Regions from separate parts of the Homo sapiens genome. Here region 1 is linked to region 2. A link is an interaction called in ENCODE POLR2A ChIA-PET data of the cell type or tissue named here. Cell type or tissue: OCI-LY7. All regions are shown on one strand. Each heading gives the region's core, and the rest is flanking DNA. Links, peaks and the distances in the headings are about the cores only. Region 1 overlaps JMY (junction mediating and regulatory protein, p53 cofactor). Region 2 overlaps LOC124900191 (a long non-coding RNA gene).

Region 1 (5,381 bases), core at 261-5,260, 570 kb after region 2:
GGGAATCCTGCATGCCCCTGGCTCCCACTGGCTCCATGGAGCATGGCATATGCACATCCTGGGCCCACCTCTGCCTCAGGGCCCCTCTCTGCCTGCCCCTCAGTGCCCGACTGTACTGCTACCCTGCTGGCAGGCAACTCAGCCTGGCCCCATTGCAGTGTCTCCCAGGACAGTGGTCGAGGTACAGGTGGCATGGCAGCCCTGGCCAGCGCCACACAAATGAACCTGACGCACCCAGGGCTGGCCTCACAAGTCCTAGCTGTACCCTTCAGCCAGGTGCTCACAGACCCTTGGGATGCGGTAGGAAGCAAGGTTGAGGCTGTGGCGGAGACTCCAGGCCTGGGAGTGGTTCCTGCCTGGCCCTGTGATGGTGGGGGTGGTTCAGTCAGGTGCCTCCAGGACATGGGGCACAGGAAACCCACTGCCACCACTGCCGCTCCCACAGCTGCTCTTGCCACCACCGCTTATGCCTCCCCACTGCAACTGATGTGATGGCAGCAGCCAGTCTAGATGGCCCGCCACTGCCATGAGTGGCTTGATCTTGCCTCACTGCAGCCTCAACCTCCTGGGAGCAAGCGATCCTCCCACGTCAGCCTCCTGAGTAGCTGGGAATATGGGCATGAACCACCATACCCAGCTGATTTTTGTGGGTTTTTTTTTTTTTTGTAGAGACGGGGTTTTGCCATGTTGCCCAGGCTGGTCTCAAACCCTTGAGCTCAAGTGATCCACCCACCTTGGCCTCCCAAAGTGCTGGGATTGCAGGCATGAGCGACCACACCTGGCCCCAGATTTTTTTTTTCTTTTTTGATTTCATGTCCCTTGAGTCTTTTTTTTTCTCAGATTTTAGTATTAACAAGTAATAATTAGCAGGAATAATATAAAAATAATTCAGTAGTTTTACAAAGCAAGAACAGAGATGGGCAGTGTAAATGTGGAAATGTATGGCACTGGTCCTTATTTCTCAGTAGGGGAAACAGACCAAATGGACCTAAAGGCAGTTCCCAGGGCCACAGATGCAGTATCATTGCTGGGGTAGGTTCCTTCCATCCAAGTATCCTAAGTCACTCCCTTTCACAGTAATTATTTGCATGTTTTAATAATTAATGGTAAAGATATTACTTATAGATTTTGTGAAAGGAAAATAAATCTAGGGACCCCAAACTCATTAAGCCAAAGGGAAAAGTTAAGCTGGGAACTGGGTCACACAAACCTGTCCCTTTTGGTTCCTAAATAAGATGGCTACAAGATGAAAAGCTACATGCTTCCGCCATATTTTGCCCACAAGCAAATTCATAGTGAGCTCCAAGATCTTTACCCTGAGGTTTTTCTGCTAAAATTTTACCATGGCAATGTAAATTGATAGCATATCCTTACAGGTGCAGTCACCCCCCTGCCCACCAGACAAATGCATATCTGATTGTTCTCCTGCCCCATTTTGTTTGGGTTATCTTATGTAAAAGTGCCGTCTCTACAAATAATAATAATAATAATAATCAAAAAATTAGCCAGGCATAGTGGCACGTGACTGTAGTCCCAGCTACTCAGGAGGCTGAGACAGGAAGATCACTTAAGCCCTGGAGGTTGAGGTTATAATGAGCCATGATGGAGCCACTGTACTCCAGCATGGGTGAAAAAGCGAGAGGCTGTCTCTAAAAAAATAAAGTGCAGATTCACTGGGCCAGACAAAGGCGTGAATTACTATTTTCCCTAACCCCCCTTACATGAAAATTGTGTACTTCTCAGTAACCTGCCCTTTCCCCTTTAAATTTGGAGCCCTCAAAATTATCTTCAGAGAAAGGCGTAGACCTGTCTCCCGGGCATATTTCCTTAACTTTGGCAAATAACCCTGCTGGGATTACAGGCGTGCACTACCATGCCCGGCTAATTTTTGTATTTTTAGTAGAGACAGGGTTTCACCATGTTGGCCAAGCTGCTGTCAAACTCCTGGCCTCAAGTGATCTGCCCGTCTAGGCCTCCCAAAGTGCTGGGATTACAGGCGTGAGCCACCATGCCCAACCTCTGCTTCATGTTTCTTAAGTGAATCAATAGAGCAAAATCATTTTCTAAAATCCTACAAGAGATATGTCAGATTTTGAAGCAGAAATTATCAAAGCTTTACTTTCCAGGCCCCTGCTCTTTGTCCTTCCTTTCTGCTGAATCCTGCTGTGGCCGTTTTTATGTTGTGCTGGTTGAGCTTCAGCACTTCTGAAACCCTTTGTGGTTGTATTCTCATTCAGATCCATCTGCGTTCTTATTCAGTGTGGCTCTCAGTGAATCTTCTCAAATTTAGCAAAATGCATCTTTCACATTTTAGGTGCATCTGCTGCATTTTAAATTAAGGCCTTCCCTCTTCATCTCAAATATCCTTAATCCTAAATAATTCGACTTTCTTTATAATTCCTTTTAGTCTTTTATATGCATTATTTATAGTACCTTACACATTTTGCAGTTTATAACCTGCAAATGCCCATAGCTCAGTTTATTTATTCCCTGGACTTTGTCAGTTTTTAGTTAGCAAAATCAAAAATTAAGTTTTATAATTATATCAAGTTAGTGATTATTTTTTCACCTGTTGAATTCTTTTATCATGAATTATAGGAAACGGTTTACACGAAAGTCTAATGCTTAGTAAATTGTATCTTTTGAAATGAAGTTATAAAATGCATTCCCTGTATTTTAAGATTATTTGCCAATACTTAGATTAAAATAGTTTGACCAATTGAAATTAAAATTGTTTTTAAGGTAGTCTAGTATTGGAAAAACATGAAACTTTATAGGAAAGAAGGCAGATTAATAAATTAGCAGTGTTAGGTGAGATGGCTTGGGCTTCTCTGCAAGAGTATTAAGTTTAGGTGCTGCATAATAGCTTTGTAAAGTACTATTCTGTCTGAGGACAAAAAGCATGGTGGAAATAATAGATAAAAATGTTAATGTTTGGATAGAGTAACTGATATTCTGTCCTCAGTTATTGTACATATTTGTGTACAGTGGTATTGTGACTTAATTAATAATCATATAATGACTTGATGTTTTTGTGTTGGCAGAAAATAGTATCTAAACTTTGTATTACATTTACTTTATTGACCCTGTAAGAAGAGCCCAAAGAAGCCTAGTGTTTGAGGGTTCGCTTACTGTTGAATTGTGGCATTTGATCACTTGTAAATGACTCAGGGGGATTTTACTATTGAAAGATGTTGGCACCATTTTTTTCCCCTCATTCTTTTAACACTTTTGCTATTCCTGAAACCTGGTAGAAAACCATTATCTCGAAGAAAGTGTTAGTTTTCAAGCGAAGTATAAGATAAAGGGCTTCTTTGTATGTACATATTCTTGGAAGAAGGGAATTATTGCCTTTGACCTAAAAGGAAGAGGCTGAGGCACAAAATATATTTGAAGAGTTTACTTGGGCCAAAGTAAGGACAGCTGCCGAGAAGACTCAGACCCAAGTATCCTTGAATATGCACGGTCTTTGTTACAAACAGGTTTTTTGATTTTTTTTTTCTTTTCAGGCAGGATGTGCTCTGTCACCCAGGCTAGTGTGCAGTAGCGTGATCTCAACTCACTGCAACCTCCATCTCCCGGGCTCAAGTGATCCTGCAGCCTCAACTTCCTGACTAGCTGGGTCAACAGGTGTGCGCCACTACGCCTGGCTGATTTTTCACTTTTTTGTGGAGACAGGGTTTTCACCATGTGGCCCAGGCTGGTCTTGAACTCCTGACCTCAAGGTGTTCCAAAGTGCTGGGATTGTAGGTGTGAGCCACCGCCTGTGGCCACTAAAATTTTTTTTTATAGAGTCTTGCCTTTTTGTCTAGGCTGGAGTACACCGGTGCAATCATGGCTTACTACAGCATCAGCCTCCTGCTTTGGCATCCTGATGTGTGCCACCATGTCCGTCTTTTTTTTTTTTTGAAACAGAGTTTCACTCTTGTCGCCCAGGCTGGAGTGCAGTGGTACGATCTCGGCTCACTGCAGTCTCCGCCTCCCAGGTGCAAGCAATTCTCCTGCCTCAGCCTCCAGAGTAGCTGGGATTACAGGCGCCTGCCACCACACCCAGCTAATTAGTAGAGACGGGGTTTCACCATGTTGGCCAGGCTGGTCTCAAACTCCTGACCTCTGGTGATCTGCCTGCCTCAGCCTCCCAAAGTGCTGGGATTACAGGCGCGAGTCACTGTGCTTGGCCTTTTTGTTTTTTTTTAAAGATAGGGTCTCACTCTGGTTGCCCAGGGTAGAGTACAGTGATGTGATCTTGGCTCACTGCAGCCTGGCCCTCCCGGGCTCAGGTGATTCTTTCACCTCAACCTCCTGAGTAGCTGGGACTACAGCTGTGTGCCACCACACCTGGCTAATTTTTTGTGTTTTTAGTAGAGGTGGGGTTTTACTGTGTTACCCAGGCTGGTTTCGAACTCCTGGGCTTAAGCAATCCGCTGACCTCAGCCTCCCAGAGGGCTGGAATTACAGGTGTGAGCCACTTCACCTGGCCATAATTTTTAATTTTTTTTTTTTGTAGAGACATGGTCTCACTATGTTGCCCAGGCTGGTCTTGAACTCCTGAGCTCAAGTGATCCTCCTACCTCACTGTAGGAGGTAAAGCCTGCCAAAGTGCTGGAATTACAGGTGTGAGCCACTGCGCCTGGCATAAATCATGATTTTTAAAAGCAAATAATATTTCATCAGAATGAAAAGAGTTAATATAATTTTAATGGCCATTGCATTAAGGCCAACTTTGTTGAATGACCCATGCACTGGAGATAAGACCCTGGCCAATGCTGGAGAGAAACTAGGCTGATTTTGTCACTCTGTGCCTGCCTTCTAACGCTGAAGATCATTCTGTGATTCAGTAATAACAGTGTTTTTTCTTAGAATAACTAAAAATGCTTCAGTAGAGGAACTGAACCATAAGAAATGAGTTTTGGCTCAATTTTAGTTTAAATAGTAGTCATTAATCTAACATAGAATGACAGTAAATGCAGTGAGAGAAAGAGTGGGAAAAGTTATTTTATTTTATTTTATTTATTTATGTAATTTTTTGAGGCAGAGTCTTGCGCTATCACTGTCACCCACGCTGGAGTGAGTGGCACGATCTTGGCTTACTATAAGCCCTGCCTCCCAGGTTCATGCCATTCATTCTCCTGCCTCAGCCTCCTGAGTAGCTGGGACTACAGGCGCCCGCCACCATGCCTGGCTAATTTTTTGTATTTTCAGTAGAGACAGGTTTCACCTTGTTAGCCAGGATGGTCTTGATCTCCTGACCTCGTGATCCGCCCGCCTTGGCCTCCCAAAGTGCTGGGATTACAGGCGTGAGCTACTGCACCCGGCCAAAAAACTGTTTTAGATTCAAGAAAAATGTTATATGTTTTAATTTTATAGATAAGTAAATTGAC
Region 2 (5,381 bases), core at 318-5,317:
AGGATACAAAATCAATGTGCAAAAATCACAAGCATTCTTAAACACCAATAACAGACAGAGAGCCAAATCATGAGTGAACTCCCATTCACAATTGCTTCAAAGAGAATAAAATACCTAGGAATCCAACTTACAAGGGATGTGAAGGACCTCTTCAAGAACTACAAACCACTGCTCAACAAAATAAAAGAGGACACAAACAAATGGAAGAACATTCCATGCTCATGGATAGGAAGAATCAATATCATGAAAATCGCCATATTGCCCAAGGTAATTTATAGATTCAATGCCATCCCCATCAAGCTACCAATGACTTTCTTCACAGAATTGGAAAAAACTACTTTCAAGTTCATATGGAACCAAAAAAGAGCCCACATTGCCAAGTCAATCCTAAGCCAAAAGAACAAAGCTGGAGGCATCACACTACCTGACTTCAAACTATACTACAAGGCTACAGTAACCAAAACAGCATGGTACTGGTACCAAAACAGAGATCTAGACCAATGGAACAGAACAGAGCCCTCAGAAATAATACCATACATCTACAACCATCTGATCTTTGACAAACCTGACAAAAACAAGACATGGGGAAAGGATTCCCTATTTAATAAATCATGCTGGGAAAACTGGCTAGCCATATGTAGAAAGCTGAAACTGGATCCCTTCCTTACACCTTATACAAAAATTAATTCAAGATGGATTAAAGACTTGAATGTTCGACCTAAAACCATAAAATCCTTGGAAGAAAACCTAGGCAATACCATTTAGGACATAGGCATGGGCAAGGACTTCATGTCTAAAACACTAAAAGCAATGGCAACAAAAGCCAAAATTGATAAATGGGATCTAATTAAACTAAAGAGCTTCTGCACAGCAAAAGAAACTACCATCAGAGTGAACAGGCAACCTACAGAATGGGAGAAAATTTTTGCAATCTACTCATCTGACAAAGGGCTAATATCCAGAATCTACAAAGAACTCAAACAACTTTACAAGAAAAACACAAACAACCCCATCAAAAAGTGGGCAAAGGATGTGAACAGACACTTCTCAAAAGAAGACATTTATGCAGCCAAAAGACACATGAAAGAATGCTTATCATCACTGGCCATCAGAGAAATGCAAATCAAAACCACAATGAGATACCATGTCATACCAGTTAGAATGGTGATCGTTAAAAAGTCAGGAAACAACAGGTGCTGGAGAGGATGTGTAGAAATAGGAACACTTTTACTGTAAACTACTTCAACCATTGTGGAAGACAGTGTGGTGATTCCTCAAGGATCTAGAACTAGAAATACCATTTGACCCAGCCATCCCATTACTGGGTATCTACCCAAATGATTATAAATCATGCTGCTATAAAGACACATGCACACGTATGTTTACTGCAGCACTATTCACAATAGCAAAGACATGGAGGCAACCCAAATGTCCATCAACGATAGACTGGATTAAGAAAATGTGGCACATATACAGCATGGAATACTATGCAGCCATAAAAAAGGATGAGTTCATGTCCTTTGTAGGGACATGGATGAAGCTGGAAACCATCATTTTCAGCAAACTATCACAAGGACAAAAAACCAAACACCGCATGTTCTCACTCATAGGTGGTAATTGAACAATGAGAACACATGGACACAGGAAGGGGAACATCACACACCGTGGCCTGTTGTGGGGTGGGGTTGGGGAGGGATAGCATTAAGAGATATACCTAATGTAAATGATGAGTTAATGGGTGCAGGACACCAACATGGCACACATATACATATGTAACAAACCTGCATGTTGTGCACATGTACCCTAGAACTTGAAGTATAATAATAAAAAAAAGAAAAAGGAAATTACTAAAGGACATTATTATCTTATAATTTCTATTTTCTAATTAAATCATATCTTACAAAATTTATCCTTGGCCAGGTGCAGTGGCTCATGCCTGTAATCCCAGCACTTTTGGAGGCTGAGGCAGGTGGTTCATGAGGTCAGTAGTTCAAGACCAGCCTGGCCACGATGGTGAAACCCCGTCTCTACTAAAACTACAAAAATTAGCCAGGCGCAGTGGCAGGTGCCTGTAATCCCAGCAACTCAGGAGGCTGAGGCAGGAGAATCACTTGAACCAGGGCTGTGGAGATTGCAGTGAGCCGAGATCGTGTCACTACACTCCAGCTTGGGTCACAGAGTGAGACTCCATCTCAAAAAAAAAAAAAAAAAAAAATTCCTCTAAAACTTTCACTGGTGGTAAATATTTATATAATACTTGACAATTTATAATGTTCAGTTTTTCCTTTGACCTTTACAGCAACACTGTGAGAAAGGCAGGGTAAGAATGGCTACCTCCACCGCCACCCTGACCCCCATTTTACAAATTAGGAAACTGAAGTTAGAAATTCTAGAAAGAATGTAAAATGACTTGCTGGTTGTTCATTCTAAATAACTACAAATATCTTTTTTCAATGACAAAACGTCCTTTTTCAGCTTCCTGTGGTTTTCTTGAGTTCTAAATTATTACCCAAAAGAAACCCTAAAGAAGTGAAGTTCATAGTACATGTTCTCATATGTTTAAACCCTACTGCAACAAATACTATTATAAAGAAGTTAATGAAAATAATAAGAGTAACATGTTAATCATGATTATTATATATCAGGTAATGTATTAAGTGCTTTATGTGTTTCATCTCCTTTAATCCTTACGACTTCTCTAAGCAGAGAGGAATTATTATCTCTGTCTTACAAATAAGGGAAATACATTTGGAGAGATCTAGCCACTTGTCCAAAATCATGGACACAGTATTGTTGAATTTTGTAACAGACCCAGCTCAATCTGACTCCAAGCCCAGAACTCTTAAGAAGTGCTTTAAGGCCAGGCGCAGTGGCTCACGCCTGTAATCCCAGAACTTTGGGAGGCCAAGACGAGTGAATCACCTGAGGTCGGGAGTTTGAGATCAGCCTGACCAACATGGAGAAACCCTGTCTCTACTAAAAATACAAAATTAGCTGGGCATGGTGGCACATGCCCGTAATCCCAGCTACTGGAGAGGCTGAGGCAGGAGAATCGCTTGAACCCGGGAGGCGGAGGTTGCGGTGAGTGGAGATCGTGCCATTGCACTCCAGCTTGGACAACAAGAGCAAAACTCCATCTCAAAAAAAAAAAAAAAAAAAAAAAGAAGTGCTTTAACAAAACTAATTCTACATCTGTGCTGATGATGCAAAATAAAGGTATTTGTAGATCTCTCTACAAATAATTGTCTTTTTCAAAAAAATTCAGTAGTATATTGCTGGTGCAATTGCAAAATGATACTGCCACTTTGAAAAACAGCTGATCAATCTCTTGATTGACAAAGAGTAAGCATACACCTTGATAAAGGTAAGCATACACATAGCATATGACACAGCAATCCCATTCCTGGGTATTTCCTCAAGAGAAATGAAAACACATGTCTGCAGCAAGACCTGAGTTGGAATATTCATAGTAGCTTTATTCATGATAGCTCCAGACTGGAATAACCCAAATGTCTACTAACTGATGAATGGATAAAAATACAAAAATTAGCTGGGTGTGGTAGTGCATGCCTGTAATCCCAGCTACTCAGGAGGCTGAGGCAGGAGAATCATCTGAGCCTGGGAGGTGGAGGTTGCAGTGAGTCGAAATCTCACCACTGCACTCAAGCCTGGGCAACAGAGCGAGATTCTCAAAAAATAAAAAATAAAGGACAAGGAATGGAATTTCACGCAAAGAACTCCTCAAAACAATGCTTTCCAAGCTTAGGTGATATGGTTTGGCTCTGTGTCCCCACCCAAATCTCATTTTAATTGTAATCCCCAGGTGTTGAGGAAGGAACCTGGTGGGAGGTGATTGGATCATGGGGACAGTTTCCCCCATGCTGTTCTTGTGATAGTTGAGTGAGTTTTCACAAGATGTGATGGTTTTATAAATGGCAGTTTCCCCTGCACATTCACTCTCCCTCTCTCCTGCCATCTTGTAAAAAAGGGTCTGTTTCCCCTTCCACTGTGATTGTAAATTTCCTGAGGCCTCCCCAGCCATGCGGAATTGTGAGTCAATTACACTTCCTTTGTTTATAAATTACCCAGTCTCAGGTAGTATCTTTATAGCAGTGTGAAACCGGACTAATACACTAAGGGATGATGAGAACCCTTGGGAGAGGCTTATTCAAACTGCAGGTCCCTCTCTTGAAGATTCGGACTTAGGAGGTCCAGAACTCCTCTGTGGAGTCCAGGATTCTGCAGTTTAAATAGGCTTATGAGGGATTACAATCAGGGGAATTTGGGTAACAGTACAGAAAAACAAACCTGCTTATAACCAAGGAACCAGGCTATCCGGTGGGATTTATAGGGGTATTTGCCCAATCTGAATCTGTAATTTGAAGCTGCTTTAAGGACACACAACAAAGTCTCTTTATGATCCCTGTTATGAAGCAATTACTATTGCTCTGGGACTCAGCTGAGTCTCCTCCTGCAGGAGCTCCATTCAAAGTGGCTGATGTGCTGGGTGTGCCAGGACAAGACTAAAGAAGCTCCTGGCTTGTACAGATCCACTGTGGCCCTTCACAAGGTGGGTGTAAGGCAGAGTCTCAGCTGTTTTCTGAGCAGCAGCTTCCAAGCACACACTGAAGACACCCACCCAGCCTATGCCCCTTTATGAGGCTGAACCAGTGCCTCAAGTAGGAAAAAAGCTTAGAAACTGAAGGGAGAAGTACACTTAATATTCTCAAAACAGGTATTGATCTTTTTTAAAATTTCTTTTTTCAGGAAAACTTTAGCCAGGAGTAGAATGAACGTCAGATAAATATCTCGAAATAGCTGAAGAGTGCTCATGTGGAAGACAGAATTGGCCTTTCCCCGTGCTCTCCTGAGGGACAGAGGTTTGGCTTTTGCCCCATGCTCCTGAGTGGGTAGAAGCTATGGAGAGGGGGTATTTTGGGCTTGACAAAAGGAAGAACAAATAGAAAGAACAAGGAATTACAGCCAGACCAGCTGCTGCTTACCTGCTGGCCCTGCCCTCACTCACTCACTGTGGGAACTTGGGCAAGCAGTTAAGCTCTCTGCATTTCCTCATTTGCAAAATGGAAATAACAACATTTGCAGGGCTGTGGCAGGGATTAAATGAATTATTTGTAAAGCTCTTAGCAGAGTGCTGGGCACATAATCAGAGCTCCATATGGGGTAGATTATAAAAATAAGAACAGTCAAGGCTGAGAAAGGTGAAGGGGTTGCCTAAAGTGGAAGTCAGTTTCCCATCACCACAGGTGTGCAAGCACAGTCTCCACTCACCCTTAGGAAGGGATGAGTGAGCAGCAGGGAGAGGTCTAAGCATCACTTGAGTGGTTGGATAGGGAAACATTTGAGCAATTTTATGGCTCTTA

Evidence for each region. ChIA-PET counts read pairs that join two places held together with the same protein. Peaks named below come from ENCODE experiments on the same cell type or tissue, not always from the same donor. Only the 100,000 strongest peaks of a DNase experiment are listed, where the experiment ranks them.
Region 1: POLR2A ChIA-PET joins it to region 2 with 6 read pairs; 1 of 35 experiments calls an interaction of 5 or more read pairs at or near these places.

Annotation. Positions count from the first base shown.
Region 1 is chr5:79,259,907-79,265,287 of GRCh38, forward strand. The region is part of intron 1 of JMY (junction mediating and regulatory protein, p53 cofactor); the gene reads left to right. Among named protein-coding and RNA genes, the nearest start is that of JMY, 26 kb to the left of the region's middle. RefSeq lists enhancers at 1-183, 1,398-1,935, 1,936-2,473, 3,640-3,819, 3,885-4,409. In OCI-LY7, for the core only: no CTCF peak of the experiment used is centred there; DNase peaks (open chromatin) are centred at 2,195, 3,605 and 4,284; H3K4me3 peaks cover 2,563 bases; H3K27ac peaks cover 4,704 bases.
Region 2 is chr5:78,686,244-78,691,624 of GRCh38, forward strand. All of the region lies in intron 4 of LOC124900191 (a long non-coding RNA gene), which reads right to left. Among named protein-coding and RNA genes, the nearest start is that of LHFPL2, 40 kb to the left of the region's middle. In OCI-LY7, for the core only: no CTCF peak of the experiment used is centred there; no DNase peak of the experiment used is centred there; H3K4me3 peaks cover 279 bases; H3K27ac peaks cover 1,016 bases.